Regions from separate parts of the Mus musculus genome. Here all the other regions are linked to region 2. The links are chromatin loops, found by intact Hi-C in ENCODE. Cell type or tissue: left cerebral cortex. All regions are shown on one strand. Each heading gives the region's core, and the rest is flanking DNA. Links, peaks and the distances in the headings are about the cores only. Region 1 holds the start of Antxr2 (anthrax toxin receptor 2). Region 2 has its middle 13 kb from the start of Prdm8. Region 3 has its middle 38 kb from the start of Gm34029.

What was found. A loop is a pair of places that touch in the nucleus more often than their neighbours do. Peaks named below come from ENCODE experiments on the same cell type or tissue, not always from the same donor. Only the 100,000 strongest peaks of a DNase experiment are listed, where the experiment ranks them.
Region 1: it touches region 2 in a loop (2.3-fold over the local background); 16 of 42 quality-filtered maps call a loop at or near these places.
Region 3: a loop joins it to region 2, with 2.5 times the contacts of the local background. A loop is called at or near these places in 2 of 42 quality-filtered maps.

What each region holds. Positions count from the first base shown.
Region 1 is chr5:98,022,279-98,033,198 of GRCm38, reverse strand. Antxr2 (anthrax toxin receptor 2) reads left to right here and starts at 2,182. Exons shown (of 17, transcript NM_133738.2): 1 at 2,182-2,801; 2 at 3,544-3,615; 3 at 5,657-5,728. The coding sequence starts at 2,650. Gm34226 (a long non-coding RNA gene) reads right to left here. Exons shown (of 3, transcript XR_389370.3): 2 at 8,403-8,447; 3 at 5,719-5,854. It also overlaps Gm42759. In left cerebral cortex, for the core only: no CTCF peak of the experiment used is centred there; DNase peaks (open chromatin) are centred at 2,670, 2,923, 4,133, 5,494 and 2 more places; H3K4me3 peaks cover 1,597 bases; H3K27ac peaks cover 272 bases.
Region 2 is chr5:98,162,703-98,173,622 of GRCm38, reverse strand. It overlaps a transcript of Prdm8 not described here. Among named protein-coding and RNA genes, the nearest start is that of Prdm8, 13 kb to the left of the region's middle. In left cerebral cortex, for the core only: a CTCF peak has its summit at 5,907 (motif pointing left); DNase peaks (open chromatin) are centred at 4,567, 5,920 and 6,316; H3K4me3 peaks cover 2,312 bases; H3K27ac peaks cover 582 bases.
Region 3 is chr5:97,592,756-97,603,675 of GRCm38, reverse strand. No RefSeq gene overlaps it. Among named protein-coding and RNA genes, the nearest start is that of Gm34029, 38 kb to the left of the region's middle. In left cerebral cortex, for the core only: a CTCF peak has its summit at 4,686 (motif pointing right); DNase peaks (open chromatin) are centred at 2,782, 2,925 and 4,779.

The DNA.
Region 1 (10,920 bases), core at 1,103-9,102, 140 kb after region 2:
TGGAAGTGGTGGAGAAGAGAGGGGAGGGAGAAATGGGGAAGAGAACAGAATCAGTAAGGAGAAATTTGCACACAAACTTCAGCCCCTGTAGGATTTTGGCAAGATCTGATGAGCTCACCGCCGGATGAAGTCTTATTGTGATTCAGTTTGTTCTTTGAGTCATACGTAACCATAAAATTGTACATATTAATGTACACATTGCACAATGCTTACAAGTTACCTGGCTTTATCTCCTCCACTACTTAGCCTTTTCAAGGTGAAACCCGTGATAACTGGGCTCAGGGAGAGTGGGACTAGATATTTCCAGGTGTGATTTTTCATTGCTACCGAAGTGATCACTGGCTCCTAGCTTTGTCTTGGCTGGGAGAGATGCAAATTAAAAGCCCAGTGGGGTGTGGGATAACCTTCCTTTAAGTTGTTGATCACAGGTGTCCCAAAATCAATACAGGCTATTACCATTACTCTTGGTTGCCTACCGGAACTTGATGTCAAGACCCTTTAGCTGTAGACACCATGCATTTTGGACACAGGACTTTGAGGAACCCATCTGGAACTGACCTGTAGTCTCCCGAAATCTAGCTCTTATAGTCTTAGAATTGATTATGTGAGCTGCCAAGAGAGAAAAGCCATCAATAGTCCTGCCTACCAGTGAAGCCTGCAAGCCACAGGAATGGCTAACATGGAGAGATATGCTCATTTCTACAATATAGGGTGATAACTGTTTTCTGATTGGGATTAAGGCTCACTCCACAGAAAGAAACGTATCTTTCTCCAAGATACTCCAAGAGCCTGTGGCTGTGGTGCTCATGGGCCACAGGAATGAACCTATTACTTTGATGTCAAATAAATGGACATCAAAGCAAACGACCCTCTGAATTCATGTCTCTCTACTTGTAGATCAGCCAGCGCAACTCTGAGACCTCATCAGACAAGTTTCTCAGTGCAGGGGATGGTGGTTAATGCACAAACCCACAAATGGTCAAATCGAAGAGAATAAATGCTCGTGGATTGCCCAGCCACAAATGGGACATACAAATCACAAGCCCTCCTTAACGTTCCAGGACAATCCACAAAGGGTGGGAGTAAGGTGAGTGAAAAGATTCACAGAACTCTAGGTCAGGGGCACTACAGCTCAGCGCTGGCCTCTGGGCATGACGGGATTGCTGCATGCATGAACACACAGCCGCTGAGGTTGTCGCACAATATCCTCAGAAGATCAAGCCAGTCAACCTGCTAGCATGGAGTGGGAAACTTTTTTTTTTTTTTTTTTTTTTTAATGAAATCCCACCGGTCACCCTGGAGCTATGCACAGTAGAAGGCTTCCGAGTGGGGCTATGGTTTTCTTTAAGGGTGTGGTTCTTTGAAGGCTAAACCTACTCCATTGAATGGTCCCCACGTGGACCAGGAGTATATAGACTGCTCAAATTGGAGTCTATGGGTTCTTGACAAAAGGGACACGAAGTTGAGGTGTGTGTAGGGAGGTGAGGGTTGATTTCAGAGGAGTTAGGGGTAGGGAGGTGTTGGGTGTGTGTGTGTGAAAAATATATATGATCAGTACACGTCGCATGAAACTCTCAGAATTAATGAAAAATGGAAAAATTATCAAATAGAAAAAAAAAGAGAAAGAAAAGAGGAAGTCCCCTTTCTTAAACCTTAAATCCTGCGTCACTAGGTCGGTGTGTGATGGATGAAAGGTGCGGAGGGATGAGGCATAAGGCCGTCACTATCCAGGAGACAGCTGGTCCTGAGTCTCTAAACCACGCGGAGGGCCGTTCCAGCACAGCTGGGGAAAACAGGCCGGGCCAGGCTTGCGGGAGAGTTGGATATGTTTAGTATCTAGAGGACGTTTGTTTTTCAGAACTCCTCTCTCCCTTCCGAAATCTGGCAGGCGTTAGTCATCCGCTGCTCAGCACGAACCCTCAAGTGTGCTTGTGTGGCTCGTCGGGCTTCCTCCCGGCGCCCCGCCCTCGGGCTCGCACGAGCAGACCGGTCAGCGCCCACTCCCACCCCCCAGGCCTGAGGTGCCCGGCGGCCTGCCGCTCCCCCGGGTGCTTAGCATCCCGGGCTGCAGAGGCTCGCCCCGCGCGGCGCGGCGCCAGGTTGGGGCAGGGAAGAAAGTTATAAAGTGCCGCGAGGAGTTGGGCGGTCCGAGGAAGAGAGGCGGAAGAGGAGGACTCGGCTGAGTTCCCGCGGCGATCGTGGGGTCCGCGGGTGCCTGTCCCGCAGCTCACCACCGCAGCTAGACGCCAGCCTTTCTGCTCCCGGGTGGGCGCCGGAGACTCAGCGGGAGGCGAGGAACTTGTCCCGAGAGCTGTCGCTGCGGGCCTCATTGTCTGCAGCAACTCTCCGGAATCCGGAGTGGGAGAACTGGACTCTGTCCACTGGGATTTGCCCAGAGTTCCGGCGGCAGCTGTGGCGGCTGCGGAGACTCTCTTTGTCCTCCCAGGACCTCGCTCTCTCTCCTCAGTGGCAGCTGTTGGGTGGCTCTGAGCTTGGAGAGGGCATCCCAGCCCCGCTCAGCCTCTGACCCCCGGGCGAGTCCCCGGTGACTCCGCCTCTTTCACGTCTCTGCTCTGTGAAGCCCGGAGCCCAGAACCCCGAGCCCAAGGGACTGTGAGCCAGAGAGAGCTGCCGGGCCCCGGCCACAGGATGGTGGCCGGTCGGTCCCGGGCGCGCAGCCCTGGGAGCTGGCTGTTCCCTGGCCTGTGGTTGTTGGCTGTGGGCGGTCCGGGGTCGTTGCTGCAAGCCCAGGAGCAGCCCTCTTGCAAAAAAGCCTTCGATTTGTACTTCGTACTGGACAAGTGAGTGAAGGAGGACTGTGGGGTCAGGGTCTCCTGGGGGGAGGGCAGCTCTGAATCAGCTAGGACTGAAGTTGAGATGTGTTTGGATTCTGGGGGAGGCGACGAGGGAACTCTCCCTAGTGTGCATGTGGCTGACTCCTTTCAAAGGCAAGCTCATTAGCTGTACAGGAATAGGGGCTGCGAGACTCCAGGGCTACTTGGTTCTCCAAAGGAGAGGCGTGCAGTGCTTTTTTTGTCCTGGAATCTTTTGGGAAACGGTAGTGTGGCCACCTGCAGCTCGTTTCCTCCCAGGAACTTTTGTGCCTCTTTATCATACTCCCCCTAGACCCCCACGGACATTCTAAAGTTTGCCTAATTTTATCCTGATCACACTGGGAGCCAGGGGGGGGGGGGGAAAGCCTTAATATACCCAATGTGGCTTGCATTTCCTGAGAAATGAGGGCTTGTGTTTTTATTTTGAAAAGCCAGGTCTCTCTCTAAACAGTACAAAGCAAGTGTCCCCCCCCCCCCCCCCAAGAAGTGTGGTCTTCCTGGTTTCCTTGATTCAGCCCAAACACTAAAGTTTCAGCTCTGAACATGGACATGAACAAGCACACTTAACTTTGAAGAGGGGAGTCAGTCCCCGCCCCCTATCCCTGACCCCCGACCTCCACCCCCCATCATGCGCCTTTTAAAACTGAAGAAATGTTTGCCATTAAGGCCCACTTTTTGTCTTTCTGATCAATTTATCTTCCTTTTTCAGGTCTGGCAGTGTAGCAAATAACTGGATTGAAATTTATAATTTTGTCCACCAGCTGACAGAGAGATTTGTGAGGTATGTCTCCCCATCGTACCTTTCTTGGCATTGGAAAGGAAATCGAACAAACAGCCGGGTTTCCCTGTTCTAAAACCCTTCTCATGGGAAATCTTTCCCGAAATCAAAATGTTGAATTTTAAACGTCTCAAGGTGGCCCTTTCACACATGGTGTGCAGGCGAGACTTTCAGCTAACCCTTGCAAGTTCAATTTATCTGGCTCCCAGAAACTTGGCCCAGGGTGTGAGGGAACATCTTCAAATACAATTCTTAATGTCTTTTCCTTTTCGACCACTCATCTGTTTTGAGTTTGAGTTATGCTTTCTCATAATTTATCACATTTAAAAAATACATTTTATCCTAATAGTGTCTGTACTATATTTTCAACTCCACACACTTGGCTCTGTAAACTTCCACATTTTAAAAGTGTCGGAAAACTTTAAATGAACATGTGTTAATAACCCACTAGCTGAAAAAGCACTTGTGTGTGTGTGCATTTAAAGAAATGAGTTGTGTTTACACAATGTGTGGGTGTGTGGCTGGTTTAAAATGTAACCGTTCTATATATGCAGGAGGCTTCACTAGCAAACACTGTTTCCCTCGGCTATAAAAAGCATGGCTGCTGGTAAATCCAGCTTACTCTCTTATTTAGAAGTAACCAGGAATTAGTGGCAATCCCTATTTAAAAATAACCCTTGGATGCAATGTTTTCTGTGGTTACCCTCTTCTGTTTTTTTTTTTTTCTTTTCTTTTCTTTCTTTCTTTTTTTTTTTTTTTTTTTTGGATGCCAGGAACAAGTGCAAGTTTATCAGGGTAATGGGAGGGACACGGATAGGAGCTGTGTCATTAAATATTGCCTCCCTCAGTCTTCTGAGCCCAAATGTTTTCTGTAAAACAGGCTTGGATGATCAAAACATTTTGAAAGTCATGTTGCAAGTAACTTCAAACAATCTGTAGAGGCCTAGGCAATCCCCGCTTTGGTTATTGGCAGCCGTAAAGCTGTCCCTATAAAAATGTATGCCTGTCGGTGTTCAATCTTCAGTCTCCTGCTTCAGGAGCCAAAGATAGCACTCTGGTTCCTGGACAGGGTCTGAGGTCAAACCATCTAGGCAGGGAATATAAATAAGAGCTTAGATCTGTAACTGTCAAAGCCAAGCAGACCGTTGTTTATAAGTTTCTGATTCCATCGCTGAATGTGCTGAGAATGTCATTCAGTGTTACTCAAAAGCAACGGATTACTTCAATGTCACATTTGAAGAAAACGAGGCTCTTATTGAATCTGGTTTGCAAGTTTGGATTTCTATAGCATATACTGTTCTCTGGCTCAAGTATAGTTGCTCAGTTACTAATTATATGTTGTGGGGAAATGAATAAAAGATAGCTGCTGTCAAGCACAGTGCTTACAGGAGCTAGGGCCTTTGGACCTTCCAGCTTGTGTCTCAGTTTCACAACTGCAGTTTCAGACCTGAGCAACACTAGCATACGCTTTTCTAAAAACAACCACCTTTTGGTGACATTAGTGCCAAAATCCTGGAATATAGATTGGGAATTTGAAATGCCAAGTCAAAAGGTGATTTCTTAATGCTCAAAGTATTAAGAAATGTAATTATTAAGATATTTAAGCATTTACAGTATTTACGGTGACTTTTGTCTGGACTCTTATCATAACGTGGCTTCTACGTTAAGCTGACTTCTCTCCAGCCCTAAGTGAAGGGTGTGGCCTCCTGCAGAGAGAAGTAGGAGAAGGTCAAAGGAAGGAACATTTTTCTAGGAAAGAGTCTTGCAGCAGCCTAGAGACTGTCCAGTTATTCTTTCTAGATGTAAACGCCAGTCATTTGTGGAGGAGTGTTCTGAGAGCGGAGAAGCACAGACTGCATAAAAAGAAATGCAGTGCAGACAGGAGGGCTGTGCAGAGTTAGCTGATCTACTGAGAGAGTTCCATTTAAGGGAAGTGGGGACTGTGCAGGGAGACCAATTTTAAATGAGATTCCTGGCTCTGCTTTTGTATTGTACCAATATTTCTTTTGAAAATGTTTTAACTGCCTCTTTCCTTATTTTGCAGCCCTGAAATGAGATTGTCCTTCATTGTGTTTTCTTCCCAAGCAACCATTATTTTGCCATTAACTGGAGACAGGTTAGTGCATTATCATTTCAGCGCAGGCTTTTAGGAGAGATGAATCATAAAGGCATGATTGATATTGCCGTGTGGTGATCTGGGCCTCTCCGTGGGCTCAAGCGAACACACAGACAACTCAGTGCTCTGCAGGAACAGAAGGGAGAGGCAGCATGAGTATGCAGGAGTAGACCATCTGAAAATCAATATCATCTATATTGGTTGTGGAATATATTCTACATTTCTAGTCTTTCTCTGAAGTTCAGTGACTTGCAACAAAAGACTGCACACACGCCAACACACGCACACGCACACGCACACACACACCCTGCTACCCCTCAGTGCTTAGAAAAGGAGTGGCTTTCCTGTCCATTGTCACACCATTTCTTGTGACCCTTTCTATGGTGTCTGATCATAGTGTGGTACATTGGAAGCAACCATCCACGTATCTGACTCATGGCTGCTTTTCCTGGGGTTACTTTTGTTTTCTTGACTGTGGAGTCTACGATCAGAAATGGAGTGCTATGATTCCATTTTTACTTCATCTGACAGAAAGTGTGTAAGACCTTGGTTAGTGAATACTTGTTGACTGAAGGAATGTGGTAACCACATTTCGGGATCACCTCTTTCTGATCCACAGTTTTAAGCAAGGGCGACTGCAGTGCTTTGGTTTACAGAATGTGTGAATTTCTAAAAAATAATTGTGAAAATAGTTTTTAGGTTTCTTTTGTAAAACCCAGTTAATATGCTTTAATCCTTATTTCTTGAGCTTTCAGTTTAAAAAGATCAATAAGGCATACTATTTAAAAGCACTGAAGGAGATAACTTGTTTATAGTTAATTGACTCAATTAGGAAAATTATATATATATGTATATATATATATTACATTATACTATACTATATCACACTATTCTATACTATACTATGCTATACTATACTTTGTGTGTGTGCATATGTGTGTGTGTGTGTGAGCACACATGTAACTCTTGTGTCAAATTTTTCTTTGCCTGAAGAGGAAACCCTCTCTAGGTTGCGAGACCTGCTCAGACTTAAGTATTCCTATTTGTATTTTGCCTCTTTAATTTATTATGAACATGTGGTTTCAACACTGACAGTCCCTTATAACCCATGAACATATTTTCCTATGTGTCTCAATATAAAAATTTTTGTTTTTATGAAAAGGACATATCTTTACTGTCCAGATTAGTTTCCAAAGAGTCAGGTTTGGATCTAGCATGTCAAGGAAGAAAAACACAGTTCTAATATTCATGATATTCATATATACATAGCAAAGCACTTAGCACAATGCCAGACATGTCAAAGGCTCAGCAACTGACAGTTGCATACATTGTGCCAGGGTTTCTGCTAGGCACTTTGCATATGGGTTCTCCATCATGCTGGAGATGAAACATAGTCACGGGTCGCCCAGATTGATAATGTTTAGACATGTAGGGAGGAGATGTAAATCTTTTATGTAAGCTCAAGACATGTCCTTTGTCCATGGTTAAATCCACTGCATAAGGGACTGAAATTGGTGGCAGAAGAGGCTGTCACTCAAGAGGCAACTTAACGACACACTCAAGAGTTACCAATCTGAATCTACTTGGGTTTAAATCCCACCCCTTTAGGTTACTAGTTGAGTGACGAAGGGTAACTTGCTTAACAACAAGCTTCTTATGACTCATGTGGATCCTCATGTAGATGCTGCTGCTAATGATGACAAGAGTAAACCCCACCTTATAAGACAGTTGCAAGAACTGAAGTTGATGAATATAAGGAAAGATGTAATATGTTAGTGTTCACGAGATAAGAGCTTTGGATGTGGAGAGATGGCTCAGTCAGTAAAGTGCATCCATGCAAGCTTAAAGACCTGAGTTCAATCTCCAAGTACTATGTAAAAAAATGGATATTGCAGTGCACACTTGTAATTTCAGCAGTTGGGAGACAGAGACAGAGACTGGGGATGCTTTGGGACAGACAGCCTAGTCTAATTAGGAAGCTTCTGACCAACAAGAGACCCTGTCTCAAAAAAACCAACCAACCAAAAACAAACCAACAACAACAACAACAACAACAACAACAACAACAACAACAACAACAAAGAAAACCAAAGGCCTGACACCCATCATAGTCCCCTGACCTCCATGTGCATGCGAACACACAAAATGAGATGAATCCTACTCAGTGTCAGCCTTTCTGTCGATAGAACACAGATGTCCAATCTGCAGTGTTTTCTTAGAGTTATTGTAGAGATCCAAATAAGACAATGGGCAGTGTAATATTTTATATGTCATAGAGCAATCTCCAATAAAAAGGGCTAGTTCCTTCTAAGCTACCATGTTACTAGTTCTGCTAATTGAATTGGTATCAAATTAACTGTGATTCTCCATCTTTGGATATAGAATCAGTCCACAATTTTAAATTTAGAGAAATAGTTTTTTTGTTGAGATGGAAGATCAGTGGACAACTGTTTCCAAGACCCCTGTGACTCTTTGTATTAAAACCTAGAAACTGGGTTCCTTACTGTATATAAACTTTCCCAAAGGTTTGTGTGTATGCACACACACACACACACACACACACACACACACACACACACACACACAGATCTAAGCATATGATTTGAAAAGTAAGAGTTAAGCAAAAGAAAAGTACAGAAAGTTTCACAATTTTGGGTTTTCTTACTCACAGTACCTTGACAAATACAAGAAGTTGTTCTTTCGTGTTTCTTAGGGGTTGCTAAAGAGATGAAGCAAAATGGGAACACAATAAGTATGCACGTCAGGGCTGGGTCTTCTGTCATGATTTTGGCATGATGTCTAGTGTTAGGTAAATCCACAAAATCATAATCATGGCAGACAATTTTCAGTTATACATTTTAGATACCCAAAGCTTAAATTTTTATCAAATTAAATACTTTCATCTGAAGCATGCCTGCCTTTTTCTTGTTCCCAGGACTTTGTTCTCCATGTACTTGCTAGGTCCCTGATATACTCACTTACCTGTCTGCTTTATATATGAGATTTGGATTCCACAAAGATAGTAATCTAATGTGTGTGTGTGTGTATGAGATAGATAGATAGATAGATAGATAGATAGATAGATAGATAGATAGATAGATAGATAGTCAGGGCATGATTATACACATAAATAACCAAGATCCGTAGTTGAGCAGTGGTTCTCAACCTATGGGTTGTGATCCCTTTGGCAAAACTCTGTCTCTAAAATTATTTACATTATGATTCATAAAAGTATCAAAATTACAATCATGAAATAGCAATGAAATAATTACGTAGCTGCGGGTCACCACGACATGAGGAACGGTATTAAAAGAATTGTATTAGGAAGCGTGAAAACCCCTGTATTAGAGGGTCAGGGCAGAGGCAATATTCAGTATGTAAATATGTAACCTCTCAGAATATGGAAAAAGAATGAATTTTGATAGTGTTACTAGTTACTATTGCACATAAATGTGAATAGTGATTTCTGCCCAATTCTGCTCATAATTATTTAATTCTGTGATAATGATTTAGATAAAAACATTTGCTGAACAATCATTATGTGCCAGATAATTTGTAAAGTGCTTTCTATGCATAACCTCTGTTAACTCTATGTAATTACTTGTACTTTAAGATAGGTCATCTATCTTGTCTAAGGACTCCCAGTAGCAAGTGCCAAGCAGTGTATTAGCCAATGTTTAAGTAGACTATGTCATTCTAACACCTTGGAAGAGAAACAAATGTCTCCAAAACCCTATCCAGGTGCCCCTCACTCTTTTCCTGGGTCCTATGGCCTTCTTCCCATCCCATGAACAAGCCAAGCTTATTTCAAGTTAGGCCTTCCTTCTCTAACCCAAGTCTTCTCTGAGGTCCTGTTCTTCTTTTCCTTTCCTGAGCTAGGGATGTATCTGAGTGGTAGAGTGTTCATAAGTATGATTCTGGTTTGATCCCAGTATCAAAAAAAAATAAACAAACAAAACTCCAAACCAGCCAATGAAACAAAAGCTCATCTCACGGATAACTTCAGAGAAGTCTTGCCTTGCCTCCAAGTGTAAGGTATCCATACCCTTCCCCAGTATTTCTAAAACCACTGTTCTTATTTTTTAAATAATGAATGAATGAATGAATGAATGAATGAATGAATATGAATTTCCCTGAGCCTAGAGTATATGAAAGTATGGCATTCTTCATTTTCTTGTTCACTCATATACCCAACCCTAGAACAGAGCCTGGTATATATAGAAGCTCAACAAATCTTTGTTGAATGGTGGAATTCTTCTGATGCCAGAACCTAAGTTAATGCTCAGAGCTACTACAATAGACTCTAGTTAGGCCAACAGTATAAATCATGGCAGTGTAATGTAAACACTCTCTTGTATTTGCTACTTACCCCATTCCTATTCTTACATGGCAATTGTAAATACTCCCACTTCCTTTTTACCATCTATATATTTTTCTCAAGTTAAGAAAGACTTGTCTACCCAAACTGGACTTTAGATTTTGAGTATAATATAACTTAGGAAAAAATAGTCCTTATACAAACTTATAGAAATGATAGAAGCCATTTAATTAAGTTTATATAATATATGCATTTTATTGTTTGAATGAGTTTCTTCTAATTATTTTAAAACATAACTAAATATTTACTTGTGGGGAAGTAGTTCTTGATAAACAGTTGATAACTCATAAATTAGCACATAATTTTTAGAAGAAAAATTGTCAGTATCTATAAAAGTAGCAAGTTTCAAGTAAGAGATTCCAGTTTTTGCACTGTCTCAGCAAAGACAGATAATAGGTTCAACACTGGACACTAAAGAATTTTGTGTAATAATGAGAAACTATATTTAAATTCTATGCTCGATTGATTATATTTTGTTGTACTATATACATAGGATGAATATGCAGTCATTATAGGTGATTAAATCAAAATACTTATCTAAAGTAGGTATATGATACAGTAATTGAGTAACCATTTTGCAGAATACTTAACATGAATTTAATTTCTTTTGTAAAAAAGATAAAAATTTCTATCTATTGTATTTATTAAAAAACACATGGAGTAGAAGTCTGGTTGATAAACATGAAGTATTTAATGATTTTCTTATAGGCAGGAGACTAAATATGATGAGTATCATCCTAATTTCAATCTTCATGTATTTAACAGGGATACATGTGGAAAAATCCTTATAGTGCTTGAGTTCAAATGTCAAAAC
Region 2 (10,920 bases), core at 1,161-9,160:
TGCACCAGGTAGGTTTCCCCTGAACCTGTGGAGAAAGCGTGTACATCCACACTACAGCAGTTTCCATCTCCTCCCTAAACTCATTGCATTTAGAACCGAATCTGAGCTCAGAGTTTGAGAGGCAAGGCAAAGCATGGTTCTTCTGGGTCAGGGAAATTTCTGCTTCTCAGGTGACAGAGCTAAGAGTCTTTCTGAGAAGGTAAAATGGGAGAGCACCCAACTGTATTTCTCAGGCTTGCAAGGAGCAAGGGCTCTATTAATTCACCAGAACGCAGAGCTGTTGACTGAGAAACATGGCGCCCACAGCGAGTGGGGGAGGGGAGCATCTTTAGAGATGCACCCGAGGAACCTTGAACTTAGAGCAGGGACAGGTCAACCGATTTGTTTGGTGCTCCTGGTAAAGCAGAGGCTCAGTGAAGTTCTAAGGTCTGTCACTTTCCCCAGACTCCCCCACCTTCCAAATGCCTCCTCTCAAAGCCTTTTGCTAGGTGCTCGGTGACCCCTGTAGAAAGGGGTGTCCAGGGTGAAACCTGCTCTAACCGAAACACTTCTCTCACCTTCATCGTTCCCCACCTGCTCCTGCCCACGACCTAGCCCTGGCTGGTCGCCCAGCTTTTGCGAGTGCCCCTGTGTTAGCACTCTCACTGGCTGGGCAGCCAGTGACCTAGCTCAACCTCCGTTTTCCTGCGGTTGAACTAGCTGGCAAGAGCTGCCACAGGGAGCGCAATGAGGACTCTGTGAGGGGACCAGGGAGAGCAAGTTTTGGAAAGCTAGTTGCTGGGCAGATGGTAAGGGATTACTTCCAAGAGCCAGGGCTAGTTTCATTTCAGTCTTTGACATCCTGGGGAGGTCTCAATGCCTTCATTAATGAACAAGTCTTCTTAGTTAGAAGCCTAGAGCCCTGACTCAAGAAAAACCAGCACCAGGCGCACAGGCAGGCGTACTGCCCCAACCAGAGGAGATACACTGGGTTTAGCTCCTGCTCTAGGAGCATGCGTCATGTGTTCAGCCTCATCTGTGAATGCAAGGCAATACAGGAGCCCTTTTATGAAGTTACTGCGACTGCGCACAGAAATAGGTACTACAGGGCAAATAAATATTCATGCCAGTGATGTCCGTGGCATCACTTTGTTTCCTAATTGGGAAAGCTGGGAAGTGTATCGCTCACCCATTTTCCAGAGGGCTCAATGAAGGCTGAGGACTTCTGGTTGGAGGCACTGGGAGACGTAGTAGGCAAAACCTGTTATGGGTTGTCTATCGAAGATACTGGCTGCCTCTCCACGCAAGGGCCCTCAAGAGTTTGCAGGAGGGCAGGATAGACGGATAAAAGGAATGGACATGATTTCCTCCCCTTCCCCCATTCCCATTGGGAAGCTCTACTTCGGGCCTGGGAGGTGCTACAGATCACAGTGCCACGTTAGATTCAGGAGAGGGATTGTCAGAGGTAAGGCTCTCAGAAAGATGGGGAACTTGTAGATGTGTTTACTGGTTAACTCAGGTTTTACAGTCAAAACTGAGGCCTTGTAACCAGTTGCCTCTGTTCACAAGTCCGCGAGCCCTGGCTGGAAGGAAGTGTCTAGCCTTCCCATCCCTGGCCCCCTACAAACCCGGAGCAAGCAGCTGAGTCTAGAGCAGCCGCCCCAGAGCCCTCAGGCACAGAGCACTGCTAATTTTCCTAGGGATAGTTAGCAAGCCACGCCCTAAGCTCCTATGCTATTTGGGCGACAGACAGGGCTAAGCTCTCCTTAGCCCTCAACCTCCATTTCCCCCTTCCTCCTCCCCAGTGCTGGTACCTACTACTAACCTAGCAGCTGCTTCCTCCTATCGCACACACTCTCCGCAGCCAGAATTACTTATGTTTGCCCTAAGCTATGATCTTCAGCTATCTGAAATCTCCAGCCCAGTCTCTGAATCCAGAAACATTTGTGGATCCCCAAATTCCTCCTTCTAAAGGATAATGGAGACAGTAGTTAAGTGCTCTCTATTTGGCAAGCTGAATACGTGTATGTTTGAGCTCTGAGTCTTCAATTAGCTAGCTAGGTGTCTGAGAGAACCTCTTAACCTCTCTGAACTTCCAATACAGCAAGAGCAGGCTTGTGCTGGGGTCCCAGCTCTGACACATGCTGGGGTTAGGCAGCTTCTCTGTGCTGCTGTTTCCTGTGAAGGAAGAGTACATCTAATGGGAAAAAAAATCCATGTGTCAGCATAAGAATTAAGTGTGGTAGAACATTTGGCCTAGACTTAGGAAAAGGCCAGAAGTTAGCCGTCCAAAGCATCTAAATGCTTCTGTCTGACATGCTCAGTGAGTATAAGTTTTGAGTCTTACCTCAACTACTAAATGTTTTCTCCTCTCTAGAAGGAAACAAGATGTAAAGGTTCCTACTGGAATGTGGGGCAGCAGTGTGCTTCAGAGATGTAGAGGAAGTTTTTGGTAGAAAACTGTGACCTTTTTGGAAGCTGCCCCGGCCTTCCAACAAGTTTCTAGGGTCAGGATAAAATATGGAATGCAGGATAAAGGGACTTTGGAACAAGAAGGAGGGCTGGAAGTTTCTTAAAGTGGAAAAATGGAATTTCCATGGTCGGGAAAACAAGGACTATACCTGAAGTAGAAAGAGAGCCAGCATTGAGATTGGTTAGCTTGTCTTAATGCGGTGTGTGTGTGTGTGTGTGTGTGTGTGTGTGTGTGTGTATGACAGTGCTTTAAAACAGCATCTACAGGCAAGGGGTGGGGGTGGGTACACACTTCAGCAGCAGAGGCAAAATACACCTGACTTAAGAAAAGCAAAACTCAGGAAAGATAAAGAGAAGATGAACAGTAAAGGGTATGTGTTAAGGTGAGTTTGTCCTCCAGCAGAGGCTTGCACTGTGTGTATCCCTCAACAACTGAATTTAAATCTCCTTCCAAACAGTGTTGCATTCCCAGATATCCCTTAAACTCCCTTCCAGCTCAAACCCCTTCAAAGTGATAAGCACACCTGGCTCTCCATATTTGTCATTTTCCTCTCTCCTTCAAGATTAGTGTCTGTCCTCTGGCTTTGGCTTCCCCTTTTGTTCCTCACCGATAATAGGATAACCAGCAAGGAAGCCTCGCTCAGCTCAGCAAGACAGACAGGAAAACAGGGCCTCCAACAGCCTTTAAGAGCGCGTCCTTCTGCTTGTCACCCCGGGGTGAGCCCGTGCTGAAGCAGCATCCGCAACCTGGGGTCTTTCATAAACTTCTGGCTCTCGGTGCAGGCTCCACGCAGATCCTGACTAAAAAATGCTGTTAGCAGAAAGGCGAATCAAATCAAATCAGACCAATTCCTTACTGTTTGACCCCAGGGGCAGAGGAGACACTGGTGAGAAGGGAGCCACAACTTGGAAAAAGATTTATTTTTCCTGGCCGTAAATCTCACCCTCTTGTTCCTCTGCCCAACCAAGCATGGTAAAGTCCTTTTCCATAAAGTATTCAGCATTAGAGCCACAAAGCTCCCCCAATCAGCAGCCATCTGCTTCTACCATAACTGCTGCTACCGAACCAGGGAAAGCAGCCGCAGAGAAAGGGCACCGCTGCTAGGCTCCTGGACAAATGAGCCTGAATAGCTCTGGTTTTCCTTGTGTATCTGTATCTATAGAGACAGGAGAAGAAAGGCCGCATTATATTGATACAACAATTGTAAAACAAAACACGGAAGAGCCATCTAAAGGGCAATATCGCATGCATCAGGGGTCCCCAGATAAAAGGGGAGCTAACAGATTTATAGAAACCTTTAATTGGTTTTCAATTGAAAGCTAAAGAGGCTGGAGCGAAGCCGTGAAGAGCCGCAAAGTGCTCTCTCGTTTAGCCCGTCTGGAGGCGTGAACGATTTCGTGGAAGGAGAAAGGGGGCTTGCCTCTTGGGCCTGGGAGCCACGGGCTGATTTTAGATTTTCGCACTCTCTCGATTAGTAGTAAGGGGAGAGAGAAGGAAAGGGCAAAAATCAAAGATAACTTTCTAGCTCCTCGCTGAAGAAATATTTTCAACAGGGGCGTCTCTAAACCTCAAATTCACAAAGAATGGTGAAGCCCGCCCTCACTAGCCGCTCTCCAAGTGCAGACTCAAACTAGGGAAGGGGTCTTTTCAGTACTCAGTCAGGGAGTGGTGCTAGCTCACGTGTTTGAGGCCGGCTAGTGTATTTCGCCCCAGGAAGCCGCTACTCTCCCTCCACCCCCTTTTGCAGTGCCCACCCACAGCAGCCCTGGACGTCGGTCCGTCTGTTCTTAAAGCTAATTTATTGGTCCAACCCTCCATTATCATTTTCAGCTTCCTAATTAATCAAAGATAAAAGGCAATGGCGCAAATTACGATTATGAGGGAACTGGAAGACGGTTTTGAATAAAATAGGAGAACTGGAATATGATTAATTGAACGACATGATAGTGAAATCTCAAGTGCGAGCAACAAGCCCCAAAGGGGCAAACCCTGATTCTTGTAAGGGGACAACGCCTACGTGAGGTCACGTGGGTTGAAGCACAGAAGGAAAAGAACTGGGTTCCAACTCCAGCTCCCAACCTAGCCCAGCGTTCTGTTCCTCCAACTGCTCCCCACCCCCACCGCAGTGCCGCCGTTCCTGTCCAATCTCTGGGCTCCTGGCTAGGGTTACTCCGCAGTAATTAACCTGCACCCCAGTTTCCCGCTTATCTCCCCTCACTTCTTTTCTCCACTCTCACATCCCTTTACTTTTGTCAAGGTTTCGTGAATTCTCGGGAAAGCACGTCCAGTCGGTCAAGAGACCGCTCCTGTAAAGAATAAACTGAGCCCCTGTCCGCCTCTGCTTTTTCAGAGGGAGGGATTAAGGGGCAGACACCGGGCGGGCTCGCAGTTTGCACTTGCTGGTCGCTGTGATTAATGTTTCCGAGGGGATTTACTCTGAGAGCTTATGGAACCTGCTCCGGCCGGAGGGCACTGTGGGCACGCGCTGGGACACTTGGGGATTAAAGGGGACGTCAGATGGGCTCGCAGGGGCCAGGCCATCGTGGCCTATAGCGTCTTTTCTCCATCCCCAACCTCAGCTTCTATAGAAACAGAGAGGACTGGTCTCGGAGGTTGACTTTCCATCTTAGGAATGTCTTCTTTAAGGGAGGAGTGTGCGGAGTGTCCCGAGTGCTTTGGGAGGAAGGAGCTCAGGAGCAAGCGACTGAACTTCCCGTCACTTATTCTGGCTAGCAATGGGAACCCAGAGCTTCACATTCTGAGGCTGCGCTGCTCCTCACCATAACACTCACTCCCTGATCAAATACACCCCCTCCTCTCCCCCCCCCCCCCCCCCCCGTCACGGTCAGAGGAAAACCCCAACTTCCCGGGGTTGTTATACTCCGGGCTGATGGCTAGACTCACCACCCAGGGAGGCATCGTACAGAGCAACAAGTCAGGGCAGGAAACCCATCGCCCTCTATAGCATCTCCCAGGGGCAGACAAACTCCTCCTGAGTCTTTGTACGGACTGTAAGAATAGGAGAAATTACCGAAATGCAAGGGCGGAGGAAAGAGTAGAAAAGAGAACTAGGCAAGGCAGGGGAAGGAGGGTAGAGAGAGAGAGAGAGAGGAGGTAGGAGAGGGGAGGGGAGAAGGGGGGAAGAAGATCAGAGGAGAGGAGAAGAGAGGAGAGGAAGGGAAAGGGGAAGGAAGGGGAGGGGAAGGGAAAAGAGGGGAGGAGAGAGGGGAGGAAGGGAAAGGGGAGATAAGGGGAGAGGAAAGGAGAGAAGAGAGGAGAGGAGGGGAGAGGAGAGGAGGGGAGAGGAGAGGAGGGGAGGAAATGGAAAGCAAGTGAGAGCAGAAGAAAAACGGAGAAGTGGGCTGTTAAGCTTGTGGTGGTCACTACCACTCTCGGACGGAAGGGGGCGTCCTTCCGGTCGAAGCAGCTTTCCTCTGAGCTGGGGTGCGGCGCCCAGACACAGCCTGCCTCCAGAGCAGGTTCTAGCTGCTGGGCGCCCTCTCCTGGCGGCTGCGCAGCCACTGTTGGTTGTCCCACGGGTGGTCCAGCCCCAGCCCCGCCCTCGACGCGCTGGAGGAGGGGTGGGGAAAAGGAAGGTCAAGGGAGAGTGCGGGTGGTCGCCTGCGGGCAAGCTCGGGCTCCGGTCCCTGTGAGCATCCCCTGCTTCCTACCTGCGGAATGTGGGGGCGCTCAATCCGGGCGAGCCGACCTCTGAAGTCCCTCGCTCTGAAACCGCGGTCCGGCCGGTATCCCAGCCTAGGCTTTCCGATCCGTACTGGGCTCTTCTGCAGCAGCTGGGAGGGAGGGAGCGGCTGCCGGCTGCTGCGGGGCGGCGTCTGGGGGACCGCAAACAGAGCGCAAGGAACCGCCATCTGGAGCCTGGCGGCGGGCGGGGCGCGGGTGACAGGGACTGGCCCTGCCTGGGGAACCTACCTAGGCTGAGGGCAGTGGCCCGCGCGTGGGAGCAGCGCCTAGTGGCAGCGAAGCCTTTTGGTCTCAGAGTAGCGGTTATGGGAGGAGGAGTGTGAGGAAGGTAGGAGTCTATCTAGGGAGGATCTGAGGTCTGCTCTCCCCAGGAAGCCTAGATTGGGGTACCCTCTGTGGGTAGATGTGGCAGAAGCGTAGGGGACAATCTAGCATATCCTGAGCGCCTCAGTTCACCCTCTGGAGTGGAAACCCTCAACCCACCAGGTCTCTAGTTCCCTGCGCTTCACCCTACTTCAGGAAACATTCTTACCCCCAAACTTTATCCATAACTTGACACACACTTTGGACAAGGTATCTCCCTTGAGGAAAACACTCTTTAGTTTCTTGCTGATGGAGACAGCGAGAAGAATCAGGGGGCCACCGAAGCGTGCGAAGCTCATTCGTGTTCATTTAACATGGGGTGAGGTGGGGTGAGACGTGTGGAGTCTCCCCTCCCCTTATTTAATTTCAGATATCTCAGGTGCTTGCGATTTGTTCTATACACGTCTAAGCGGTTTCTCTAGTGATGGCAGCCGAGAGGCCGAGAGCAAACTCAGGGAAGTAGAAGAGAGGCTATTTTTGTGTGTGCGGGAGGTCAGGGGAGTTATTTATTGAGCTCAAGTTTCTTCAATTTCGAGCTGACATCCTCAGCTTTATAGTCTTAAGGGCAACATAATGGGAGCTAATTGGGCTTATGGACAGTATAGACGGTAGCCTGAATAAAAAAAAACGAAATAAAGGGAAGACAGACCCACTCATACTGCAAGGCATTAACGGATACCCCCACCCCCAGCTGTCCCGTGTCCGGCAGAATGGCATTATGTAAAAGACCTGGCATGTCACCCAGTGGCACATCTGGTAGGTGTAGATGGCATTCATTAGCACGGGGCTCCCACTCTGCGGCATGCCAAAGCTCTGACAGAGATGCCCGCTGCCAATCATTCATTCGCTGCCAATCCCAAAGCGCGGCCGGGTGGGATGGCTCCCTTCCACACTGCCATCAGGGCTGGAGGAAACAATGTGTTGAGACACGAAAAGATGAAAGCGGAGCTGAGGATGCTAGGCACCCAGCAGATGTATCCCGTGAGGAGATAACCAGGGAAAGGGCCGTTTAGCCCGAAAGCATATGCAGGATCGCAGGAGGGAGGCTGGGGCAGGGGTATGCCTGCTGTTGAACCCTGGAGAAACTGAGGGACCCTTGAGAAAACCTGGCGGTCGAGGTTGCTTCTCTGAAAACACAAGGAGACCCATATTCCAACCTTCACTGCAAGACTTCCTTCTCTGTAGTTTGTCTTGTACCTTTGTCTATCTAGAAGCCCGACTAGGTCTGAAAAGATCAACTTCTCTGCCTTGGAGGTGGCCTTTGAGTATCTTGACAGAGAGCCTTCCTGCTTTGAAATTTGCTTCATTGTCAGCCTAGCGCTTTGTATGTGGAAGGGGGTTGTGTGTCTGTGGGGGGAGGATGCAGGGTTAACTTTACTGTAGTGAATCAAAGGCCTTGCTCCAGTTCCTAGACTTTAGCCAAAGATAGAGCTGAACAAAAGAAGGAAACTATTTAAAAGGAAGAGGAAAACTAAACACAACCCAGGCAAAGATCGTCTTGGTGGATGGGCTGAAGACTAGGGTCTTTCTTTTGATGTGCACATTTTATAAACATTATTTTATTCGTCTGGTATTTAATACAGTTAATAACCAAAACAGGAATTTGTTAAGAGAGCATGGCACTCCACATAAAGTTCAGCCGAACAGCATTCTTATTTTATTTTTATTTGTAATACGTTGGCTCTTGTTCACAATATAACGCGTGTACATGTGCATTATTATCTACAAAACTATGCTTTAAAAATATATGCTATAAGCATTTGGGACATACTAATGCTTCAAATTTACTAGGAATTTTTAAGAAACTGAAATTTAATTGGGCAGTGTACTGACTGGTTTTGTGTGTCAACTTGATATAAGCTGGAGTTATCACAAGGAAAGGAGTCTCTCTTGAGGAAATGCCTCCATGGGATCCAGCCTTAAGGTATTTGCTCAATTAGTGATCCAGGGTGGGAGGGCCCATTGTGGGTGATGCCATCCCTAGGCTGGTAGTCTTGGGTTCTATAAGAAAGCAAGCTGAGCAAGCTGGGGGAGGCAAGCCAGTAAGCAGTACCCCTCCATGGCCTCTGCATCAGCTCCTGCTTTCTGACCTGCATGGGTTCCAGTCCTGACTTCCTATGGTGATGAACAGCAGTGTGGAAGTGTAAGCTGAATAAACCCTTTCCTCCCCAACTGCTTCTTGGTCATGATGTTTGTGCAGGAATAGAAACCCTAAGATAGGCAGCTTATTTACTTCTTTGATGTATAGAAACATTATTTAACAACTGTGTATGTGTTGGCTCATGATCACCATAATACTGCTATAACTCCAGGTGTCAAATTATTATTTTAATGTTAAAGAAAGGGATGAGCAAAGAGATGTGGCTGTTTCTTTTCATCTGTGAAAGAAGTACTTTAAGGTTTCATGACTTGGCTCTGAGTCACGTGGCCATAGATACCACCAAAGAGGTCTGGGGAAACTAGTCTTCAAAGTGAAAGAAAAAAAGGATGATAAAGGTTTTGACAGCAGGTGATGGGTTACAAAGAGAACTCTTAAAAATAGAAGGATTAAAAAAGAGTTCGTGTTAGCACCAAGCAAAGCAACGTTATCCAGATTTATAGGTGAAAATCCTAAATAAAAAGATTTAAAATTTAGATTATTAGATTTATTTTATTTTGCATGTGACTATTTGCCTGCACATGCGTATGTGCACCACAGGCATACTTGGTGCCCTCTGAGGTCAGAAGAGGGTGTCAGTAACCCAATCACAAAAGAACTCACACAATATGTACTCACTGATAAGTGGATATTAGCCCAAAACTTAAAATACCCAAGATATAAGATACAATTTGCTAAACACATGAAACTCAAGAAACGAAGACCAAAGTGTGGACACTTTGCCCCTTCTTAGAATTGGGAACAAAACACCCATCGAAGGAGTTACAGAGACAAAGTTTGGAGCTGAGATGAAAGGATGGACCATCTAGAGACTGCCATATCCGGGGATCCATCTCATAATCAGCTTCCAAACGCTGACGCCATTGCATACACTAACAAGATTTTGCTGAAAGGATCATGATATAGCTGTCTCTTGTGAGACTATGCCGGGGCCTAGCAAACACAGAAGTGGATGCTCACAGTCAGCTATTGGATGGATCACAGGGCCCCCAATGGAGAAGCTAGAGAAAGTAACCAAGGAGCTAAAGGGATCTGCAACCCTCTAGGTGAAACAACAATATGAACTAACCAGTACCCCGGAGCTCATGTCTCTAGCTGCATATGTATCAGAAAATGGCCTAGTCGGCCATCAGTGGAAAGAGAGGCCCATTGGTCGTGCAAACTTTATATGCCTCAGTACGGGGAACTTGGCCTGGGCCAAGAAGTGGAAGTGGGTGGGTGGGGGAGTGGGTGGGGAGCGTGTGGGGGACTTTTGGGATAGCATTGGAAATGTAATTGAAGAAAATACCTAATAAAAAAAAGAAGAGGGTGTCAGATCCCCTAGAACTGGAATTGCAGGCTGAACCACCACCAATGTTGTGGGAATTGACCCTTGGTTCCCTGCAAGAGCAACTAGTGCTGTTAGCTTCAGAGCCATCTCTCCCATCCAAATAAAAGGTTTTGTTTTGTTTTTTGTTTTTGTTTTTTTGTTTTGTTATTTTAAACAATTCTTTTGTTTTTAGTATAGTCCTTGAAGGAATAGTATATCACACAGCAAACTCTAAAGCAGTATGGCCTGTGTAGGAGGATCCTGTCTCAAAACAACAACCAAACAAATGACTAGCCAAAAAATAAAGAAAGAAACAAATAAATAAATAAAAAGACACACACACACACACACACACACACACACACACACAAACACAAATCCCAAAACCAACCTAACAAAAAACCAATTGCCCCCCCCTACAAAAATAAACACTAGCCTTTATAATACCAGCCTGTAATCTCTAAACTTCTTAGCACTTGGTAGAGGCAGAAGAATCATGAGTTCAAGGCCAGCCAAGGTTGTATAGTGAGAAATTATCTATCTATCTATCTATCTATCTATCTATCTATCTATCTATCTATCTATCTATCTATCTATCCTTCCTATGTATGTATAATGTATGTATGTATGTATGTATGTATGTATGTATGTATGTATCATCTACTCCACCTGCACATATTCTTAACTTGTATTTAGAATTTTCTTTGTGAATTTCATCAGAGTCAGGGCTAACAAAGTGTTAGAAGTGCAAGAAAACAAACAGGGCATGATATCTAAGGTTGGAATATAATTTGTCCCTTCTGAAGCTCAAGTAGATTTCTACTGTAATGATATTGAGTGACAGGGACTTTAAAGAGGTAACTAGATCTTGGAGCTCCATAGTCATGAACGGGTTAATCATGTTTTAGTGACCTGAGCTTAAATTTAGGAGAT
Region 3 (10,920 bases), core at 1,282-9,281, 570 kb after region 2:
AAGACATAGAACTCTCAGCTCTGCCTGTGCCATTCCTGCCTGGATACTGCCATGCTCCTGCCTTGATGATAATGGACTGAACCTCTGAACCTGTAAGCCAGCCCCAATTAAATGTTGTTTTCTATAAGACTTGCCTTGGTCATGGTGTCTGTTCACAGCAGTAAAACCCTAACTAAGACACTTGAGGAAAGCTCCTCTCTTCTTTTATATACATTTGTGCTTCTTTGAATGTTCCAGTCTGTGTTGAATTCTAATAATTAATAAAATGGGCTGGGGGCAAGGCCTGAAATAAAATGTCATTTCAATAATTCTTCTAAATTAGTTTAAGCCTTAAATGTCAGTTCATAAACTTATTAAACTGTTATGTGTATTTTTTCATATTGGTAGCAAGAGTTCTGACACTTGCATAGTAACTTTATGGAAGTTTAGTCAAAGAACAGTCCAAGCCCAAGAGCAGTCCAAGCCCACTAAATAAAGCTCTAAACTGCTACCTAGAAGTTCTTCAGGATGACACAGAGCAAGTTACAAACTCAGCAGTGACTGCAAGTATTTCTGGGGAATATGAAGAGTCGGTCAATCCAGCCATGGAAATTTTTACATCTTAGATTCAAGGAATATTTAGTACTAGGTTAATTGCCACTTACATTTCAAACTCTTCAGTGAATCTTAAGAAAGGAGATTTGTACAAATTGAAGATTTCACTTCCAAAGAATAATACACAGTGTCCCATTTGTTCTCTGAAAATGGAAACTCTGCTGTTGCAGCTCCTTCATGCATATGACATTGAACACTTTCATCTCAGTTGATCTATTGATGGCAAACAATGCTGCTTTACCACTGATATGTTGGTAGCTGAGCAATGGAATTATCTTCCCATTTTTACTTTGTCACTGTTTAAACAGTAGATATCAGAAGACCCCAAAATTAAGTGTAATCGAGCAAGACATTTTCCAAACCTTAGCATCTGGCAGTTTTTTGTGCCTGTTTATAGCTAAAAAAAAAAATAATAATAACAAACATGTCTTTACACATGTAATTTTATATGCCATGTCAGCAGGTAACATACTTCAAACAACCTGTGGCACACAGAGATGAAACAACTATTTTATCTTTGAAAATAGGAGAGTCAGCCAACATAGTGTTAAATACAATTATAAATAATCCTCGTTCGAATTTTAGCAATGCTTGAACACTCTGTTCCTGACTCCTCTTGCATTCTCAGCCAACTATTAGATTAATGTATGATTTGTGTAATTCCTCCAGATGAAGAAATTGAGCTGTAGACGTTTGGGACTGTGCCCGAGGTGACATAACAAGTGCGTGTTAAAAATAGGATCAAACTGGCTCTGTCTTGTCTGGTCTGCTTTCTGTTTGTGAGAGCATAGCATTTCTGTTTAGTCTTGTAAAGGGAGAGGCTGCAGAAATCCAGCGAATCCAGATTACTTTAAGTCAGACAGTGCCACACTCCAGTCTTTACAGGGTTCCCTAAATACTGACACACTTGAATTACAGATGACCAACTTCAGATAATGACCAAGTTGCTCATTACCATAGATGGAAAGAAATTATCAGCATTGGGTTTTCCATTTTCAGACCATTGGATGATTATCTATGCTGACACATAGAGTGGTCAATTTATTCCCAAGTGACATGGATTCCATGAGTGATTTAGTTTATTGACAAATCCTCACTTAAGTACTAAACCTGGAATCCTGAGACTATAGGGCACTTCTTATACTCTGTAGCCCTACCTGCATGAGTCTTAAGCAGTGACTGATTGTTCTTAAAATGTCCTTGGCACAGGACCACTTTGCATTTGTTATTAAACCATTGGCTGTTTTTTAATTTTAAGAAGTATTAGGTTTTTCAGTGAAATAATGCCCGGGAAGTGAAACCAACATAAAAAGATCTAAAATAATGTCTAAGAACATTCCAGAAGCAATCTTTGAGGATTTGCAATATAACCCTTCTAGACCAAATTGGTTGCCTGTTGAAAATGTACTCCTGTCATTCATAGACAGAGAAGGTGACTAAACGGTTAGTTACATGCTTGGCTGGGTAGTGCAGCCATGCTCTTTCCTGGGCAGGGTGTCCTTTTCCTGTGTTGTCTGTGATCTTGAACCAGAACTACATTTCCAGCCTGATGATCTCCTGAGACACTGTGACTTGTGCCCCATCAGCTTTTAGGTGGGGAGAGTCTTTCATTAAAAAAAAAAAAAAAGTATTGCAAGAACAATGGTTTATGCAGAGCAAATGTAAGCATGACAATTCAGTCCTGCGGTAGGACAAAACATGTCAGAAATGTACAAGGTGCCAGTTTGATTTTATTCAGCAGGCAACTCTATGCTCTGAAGGAAATGGTTTGCTGACCTACTGGTTACATATGAAGAGGAATAACAAGTTATAAATTAAAATAATGCTGTTCCTCTGGTTAGTGGGTAAGAACATAATAACACTGGAATAACATGGAACTTTTTGCCCAGACAGTTAAATTAACTCACTGGAAATGCAGCAGACTAGATGATTCTTTCCAAAAAGTAACATAATCATTTCTTTTTCAGGCTTGATTAAATTCCCTCTGCCTGTGCAGATTTTATTTCTGGTCCCAAATTATATGTATCCATTCCTGATCGTTGAACAAAGCATAGACCCTGAACGATTCGTCTCCAACATTCAGTAAACTCAAGCTACGGTAGCTCCAGGCACTGAGCATTCCATGTGAGGGGGCTGAGTTGAGCGCTCTGCTGTATAAGATGCTATTTGCATAGACATATGAATGTGCACACTTTGGACACATCCTCAACGGGATTTGTTTTTTATTGTGATAGGCAAACAACCCTAACTGAAGTAGGGCTTCCCTGTTAAAGTGCTCGGCCACCTTAACCCAAAGCAGGTATCAGAGAGCCTGACAAACCAAGTCACCCAAGACATATTTGCATTCTGAGCGTCAGCAAGGCTTAAATTGTATACAGAACAGGAATCTGCTGCTGACACCATGCTGAGGTGGCCAATTTTCTGGTCATAACAAGGACTAAGCCCTTCAGCCACATCAGAAGGACTGAGTGTCAGGGTTTTGCTGAGGGATCACAGGCAAGTGACAGGAATAAAAAAAGCCTACTGTGAACCTCGTGATAGTTGATGACTCTGAACTTCTTTAGTCGGAAAGCATCAGAAGCTATGTAGCAGGGCTTGTGCAAATCAGCTCTGCGCTGTGAACTGACTTGCAATGTATTTTTATTCACATACACAAGAAAAATGTGAAGTCAAACCAACAAGAAATAGATGTTCGGACCTAAAGACACTAAAGGCCAGAAGAAATGAGCTCCATTCAAACTCATTGTAGGTGAGTATTCAGAGGCAGACTGGCTGCTTCAGCTGTTCTGCCCTTACTAGGAAATAAAGCCAGTGAGTCCCTGAGGACACAGCACTCGAGAAGCACTAATTGACCTTTAGACTATGTGAGTAAGGTGGCACACAGTAGGCATGTCTTATGGTGATTGTAATGAACAGTGAACTGATCACCTTGGGTTTACCTGCTACATGTTTTCATATTTGTACTCCAAGCAAAGCTAAGGGTCCCCTTTAATTCAGGAACTTAAAAAGAAAGGGTGGACCACTGAGGAAGTAGGTGCTGGCATGGAAACAGCATAGGTGCTGGGGCCAAAAGGTGACCTGAGATAAAGCTACAGTGCTCCTGCACCCTAGCCAGCTATCTCACCATGCTTTCTACACATCAAGCTTTTTAGAAACACAGAGTTAGAGCTCAAGGCAGCATGGTAGACTCAGACACAAACTGAGGGTGAACATCTAAGAAAAACATGGTTTCAGGAACTCCTCTTTAAATCCTTATACAAATAGAATGGAATTCCATGTAAATTTCTAAGAAATATATTAATTTCTTATTAGAAACAGGAATGATTACTCCTCATGTTACATAATTTGCCATCGTGCTGGGGTGAGGAAGGGTAGTAACCCTATACTACAGTGAACCCGGCCACGCTGAAAGTGATCGAAAGCATGTCTGATTGTATTTCCCCCCTATTGGTTTAAGTCTTTTAAGCATGTCTGTAATTATTTTGTAAAGGCGCAAAGCTGAAATTTGATAAACAGAAAAGGAACTAAGCTACTAATTTACCCCTATGTAGCTCATTTGTGTATATTAAGCTAAACAGAATAACAACAACTACAACTATAAAAATAGAGCCCATCCAAACCTGTTCAAGGCAGCTCACATTGCTACCATTTTCAGTTAATGTTTTTCTATTTCAGAAATAAAAGTATACACGAAAAAATGCATCTACCAAAAAACAAGTTGGACAAACCAAGATAACCGTCGAATGTTATTTCTGTTTCACATTCATATTACAATCATGTAAACCTTTGTGATTTCTTTGAATTAAAGCAAAAATCACCTTTACAGTGAAAGGTGAGCGGAATTTACTTGCCCCTGTGCAAGTATATTACCAACACCGTCAATTCCTTGAAAAAGAACAACAAAGGAAAGAGAGAGAGAGAGAGAGAGAGAGAGAGAGAGAGAGAGAGAGAGAGAGGACGAACAATAAAAACAAAAATACTTCTCTTAGGATTTGAAAAAGACATGAGCAAAATGCCCTGCCTTAGGAAGAGATGCAAGCAGTGGACTAAAAGTAACCTTGATAAGTTCGCAACTCGTACAGTTTCTAATCAGTAGAGGGCTCCCTCGCCTCTACAAGACCTGAGGTGGAAAGCACCATCTAATGAGCAACAGTCACACATTGTGCATGCCCCTGTGTGCCCCCCCCCACACACACACGCACACTCACACACACGCACATTCGTATGCTCACATCTACGTGAATAAAGCTGTCATTTTTATTGTTTTCAAATGCCTTTAATATCTGTTTAGTTTAAATCTCAGAGAAATGAAGGCACAGGCAGCACCCACCGGCAATATGCTTGAACATTCTCTACCTAAAAATGCCGATAGGTGTTTGCAAGTTTCCTCCGTCTGGTGGTGACATTCCTCGGTTCTCATGTACACTTGGCTACTTTCCTGAATTCGAGTGCCTCTGGTTTCTCCCTTGCTTGTGTAATTGACATTAGTGTCACTACTCAAGCTTTGCAAAATAACTAAATAATAAGGGATGCTGCTGAGGCTTCCTCTTCATCATGCCCTACAAAACCGGATGTTACAAAATCCCCCATATGCATACAATGCAACGCCTGACATCACGGAGACCAGCTATATTTCCCTCCACTGAAAAATAGATGAAGACATCTTGATTTGGTTGACTTTTATTGGAGATTTTTTTCTCTCCTTTTCTTGGCTTGGTGGCTGATTCACTCACTAATCTGCAATGAAAATGCCAAAACTATACAAACCTCACCAGGGTGGAGATTTGTTGCAAAAAGAGAATTTCTGGCTGTGCCAACGCAGAGCTGGATTCATGTCCAGCTGCACCCCCAGGACAGTTTCCATGATACAGTTAAAAGCTGGCTGGGCTATCGGCAGAATCGAGTGTTTAAACATCTTGCTGATGGTTCTCATTGCCCTCTGGCTGCTTAAAAACACTGGCTTTAATGAACCTCTCCAGGGGCCCTCTGACGTCCAGCTGATCTGAAGTTATCACTCATGAGTTTGCTCAGTTGCCAGATTTCTGAATGTGTGCTGGATGCTCTTATAAGAAGGGAGAGGAGAAAAGCCTGTATCGCGATAATTGTGAAAGCTTGCCGCCCACTTCCCAATTCACATGGAATCCATTGCATGTCTCTGCTTAATGCCCTGACAATTGCCTCTGGGATACCTTTGTTTCTTTAATACATATCACGCCTTCTATTCGGCCACTCTAGCCTGGAGCATTACACTGGAATAGTGTCCAGGTGATGTGTGGAGGCTCGCTGTTTGTCTCACCCAATTTCTTTTCTGAAATTGAACCCCTGAAAATCTTATCACCTAAGTGGTTTTGGCCATTTCCAGAAGGCATGTCATATATGCTCCAAACAGCTTAGTCAGATCTCATGACTCCTGAAATATACTCAATAGAATCAGCTTTGGCTCAGTACTAGGGAGCCCAGTTGCGTGTACCTTGCTCGGCAACCTGAAGCTACTACAATTCACACAAATCTTTTCATCTCTTCCTCTCTAAGTCCTGCACTGGTCTCTCAAATGGTCTCAAAGTAGAGATGGAAATGAGCATAATTACTTATTCCTCAAATGCCTTCCAATCCTCAGCAGCTACATACTTTATCCGCATGGAGAAAGGAAGGTTCCCAGAGGTCAGGCAACCCATGGAGTCAACCATCCTGTGCAGCAATCGGACTTTCAAACCCATGCTCTCTAAATTTAAACTCTTGGGTTTGTTTTCACAGAAGCCAGCCCTTACATAGTAAAGATTCCCATAACGACTACCATACTGGGCTCTAAAACCCAAAGTACCAAATATAAAGGTTTTGCAGACTGAATTGGCAGGCACATCTACATAAAGCGCGTATCTAGTGCGCCTGCGCACTCCTCATAACCACAGCTTCCTACTGCAGATGCTCCCGACCTGACATCACTGTCCGGTAAATAAGTCGTTCCTTTCTGCAGAGCCCTTTCTGACAGTGTGCTGCTCCTTTCTTTTATTTCTACCTGTCCCCATCTTATGCTCATTCCTAATCGAGAATTGTGCCTGCACGCCTTCTCTAATCGCCTCAGGCCTTCCCCTCCTTCCTCAGATATTGCCGTAAACCTCCCCTGCTTTATGGGAACCCTTGAACTATTTAACTATTGCAAGCACACAGGTTATTTTCACATGGTCGGGCAGTTTTATATGTAGCTAGTAAGTCAGTTTGTTCGTGTATAAATTGGCCACATAATCTCACCAATCACTTGTCTCTGCGTTAATGAGCCAATGAACCCTTCCACATAGACCCCAAACCACTCAATTTTATAATCAATATATCTCCAATACTCTTTTTTCAACTGCCCAACAAACCTGTACCTTCTCTAGAGGCTGTACTTTCAGCCCAGTGATAAAGTGCTTAGCGGGCCAAGGGTCCACATTCAACCTTCAGCACCAAAGCTAAACAAAAGTTAGAGGAATCGTCCTGAAACATCAGAGTCATAATAGTGTAAAGGGCAAAAGAGTGCACAGCATTTTATTTTCTAGACTGTTCTATCTCTAGATAACATCCTAATTGTAAAATTTTAAACATTTTTTTGTCAAAACTAAGCTCCTTTCTCTCGATTATCAGTTAAAGAATATTGACATTTGAATGATTTCAAATATATTTATTTCATTAACTAACTGAACAAACATACATTCAGGAACACACATGTATGTACATATAAATAGCATAGTGACTATGTTAAATCAGGTAGAATGACAACTAGACCTTAAGCTCAGATATTTAATTTTTTGTCATTTTCCCTATATGGTCCTCATTTTGAAGCCTATGACTATCTATCATAAGGAGGAAAAAGAATTTCTGAGTCTAGGTATAGTAAATAATTTGAACTCCTCCGATATCAAGACCAGCAGGGGCTGTCCAGATCAGAGACTGTTTTGTTGATGAGGATTCTGGGGCTCAAGCCAAATTCCATCATGTCAGGGCAGATTAGTGATATCTGCCATGGATGCAGAATTGAAAGAGAAAGCTCGTGGGCCATATGCTACAAGGCTGCCCAGATGCTGAAATTCTACCACTGTGGGTTACTCTTTTGGGTCCAGGAAAGGTTCAGACCCATGAATATTGGCATTGTAATGCAACAGGGACTCCATAATATAGAAAACTGTATAAGAAACCCTCTGTCCAGGGGAACTGCTCATTCATGGACAGGATAATAGTGAATCATAGAGAGTACTGTAGAATAGAAGACGAGGTGGGGTATGGGTGTTTGTGTTTCTCATGCCCTAAACAATTCTGCTTTGGTGATTTCAAGATACGAACATGAAGTCATTAGCCTCAGCTCTGAAAAGACATGTATAGTCTAAGTCAAGAGAAGGATAGAGTTATATATGATTGTGGGACTTACAGGGATGTGGGTGTTGAGAAAATTTTAGCCTGCATGATAAAGGGCAAGGACTCGGATGCATAGAAAAAAGCAGGTTATTCATAAATAGATCAGTGTGGAGTATTATCAGCTATAAAAACCGATCTTACACCAACTTACAGGGGCTAAAGATGACCTAAGAATCACCCATCAATGAATACATTTTACCTTGCTACAGACAATGAGTGTATGTATTCCAGGGACATATGCTGTCCCAGCATGGTACTTGGGTAAAACTCATGACTTTTAGAGGAGACAGACTCTATGGCAGTGACTCTCAACCTGTGAGTCACAACTCCTTTTCAGTCAGATGACCCTTTCACAGGGGTCACGTAAAATCATGGGAAAACACAGATATTTGCATTAGGATTTGTAACAGTAGAGAAATGACAGTTATAAGTTAGCAATGGAAAAAACTGTGTGGTTGGGGGTCACCATAGCAAGAGAAACTGTATGAAAGGGTCACAGCATTAGGAAGGCCGAGAGCACTGCTCTACCTTGTCTATCCCACCACTGAGAAAATGTTCCTTAACTCTTTGTACCTCAGTTTCCTCAACTGCTTACTATTTGGGCCTCTAGTACAGATACGTTTAAGAGTGAATGAGCTGGTCACTGTAAGGTGCATAGAACAATATATGTATGTGGTGCATGGCCAGTGTTGTTTATACAATTATGTGTGTAAGTACTTACATAGACCAAACGTTCATAAAGCAATCTAAGGACAGTAATTTAGTGGCTGTGATGAGAGCATCACTGGGGTTACAGTTATAGGCATAACAATGTCATTTTCCTTTTGTATCATCCCAGTATTTTGAGATGCTAACTAATAGTGCTAATTAGATATAATTAATATAATTATCATAATATTTATTATGCTATTATTTGTTATCATAATAGCAAAATATAACATTTTTCAGAGTCCCAACTTACAGGAATTTGGATATTTGTGGCAACTTCAGGGATAGAAAGACAAAATTAACTCATCCTCGTCTTATAAGCAAACTGCGTGTTACACTGAGTTGGGGCTCCCTTCTTTCATATAGGAGAGTTACTGAAGGAAACTGGTGACAAAAGGCCCTAATGAATTTTTAATGTACACAGTATTATAAATATAATAAAGCATACTTCTTCTATTTGAAGTCTAAATCAGACACCTATTTTAAACATAATCTCATAAACATTAAATAAACGATAGGAGTGGTCCCATTCATTTCACCGCCGTGGGTCTGTTTCCCTCTGCACTGATGCTCTAACCTTCTAAGTCAGTATAAACTCCACATCTAGCCACGTTTTAAAACTAAAAGAAGTTAAGAGAGCATGGAAGAACCTTGGCTGCCAATTCTACTCAGTAGCATGTTAATCAGATTGCAGTAATAAGTAGGAAACAATGCATGCAATTAGCAGTGGTTAATTTGAAACTACTTCATGTCAGTTTCTTTCAGAGCAATACGTTAGTAGAGTAATTATTTATTACCCCGAGGACATGATCAATGATATCCCTCCATAATAATGTCGACAAAAAGAGTAGACATGCTCATTTGCATAAAAAGGAAGCCATAGAACCCAATTTTTCCTCAGCTAAATAAAAGCAGAAAATGGTTTCTAAGCTGCTTCCAACTATTTCATTAGTAATGACAGATAAGCAAATCATTTGTTACACTTCAATATTTTTATGGTGACATAACACTGGGTGGGAGGTAGAGCCAGCATTGATGATTTAAATCCCACAAAGACTATCTTTATTGAGAAAGGGGGAAAATGACCCATTTCTAAATGTCATCACAGTCATTAATGTGTGTGTGCCAGTCCTATCCACACACACAGTAATTCAGTGATCCTTTAGCTGGAGATTGGGAATAAAATTTATGGGAAGCCCTGAGTGATAACACATGGTCTACACAGCTGAGTCCTGGTTGTCCAAATGCAAAGAGAGTTGCCATGTTAACCAGGTGGCCACCATTACATGGTGCATTGAAATCACTGGGAAATTAGGAAAGACTAACTTGGCTTTCTGAAGTCGATGAACACTAGAGAAGAAATCATATCTTTTATAGTCGACTGATTTAGTTCTTTTTATTATATGCCCATCATTCTGAACTTAAAAAAGAGAACAACCCCACTTTGGGCACCATTACTAAGGTCCATGGAGAAAACATGACTCCAGAATGAGTGGTATGGAGAGGCTTTTCAGAAACTGGACCCACAATAAGCAGTTAGAATTCATTGGGTTAGAATGTATATACATATACATATGCATATGTATATGTATGTATGAATATAGGTCATGGAACCCCACAAAAACACAGGTGGGGGGCAGTAATGACGTGGGTAAGGGCATGTTTTGCACAGGTACACTTGTACTATGATGTATGAAGAAGAAGCAGGCTAAGTTCAACACCCAGAGTGGCAGAACTAATGACTGACAGAAGCAGGTTTGAGAACTCAAGTGAAGCTGAGGTCTGCAAGTGCTGTTTAGTTGGCTCCAACAGTTTATCCACATAGGCAAGGACTCCTGAGTTCTCAAACGATCAAGGTAACATTAAACTAACAGCTATGCTGTCCCTACGTTACATGCAAACTCAGCATGATGTCATAAGTGGAATAAAAAGGGCACCATCTCCAAGCATATAAAACAGAAATTAAAGTGTTCAGCAAAAGACATCTACTTTGATAGATGGCGAATGTTTATAGTTGTGTAGGTGACGGATATTTACATTACTGCTGCTTAGCACAGTTCTCCAGAAACAGGTGCCTGATGTAACCTTTTACATCAAATAAGGAAAGCCAGTGGGACCTACTGTGGTAGCTGTAAAGAGTGAAACCAAGAGCAGTCAGAAGCCACGGCTCCTGCCAAAGAGAGACAGGGAGTCTTAGGCAGCACACTGGTGGAGCATACAGAGAAGGAA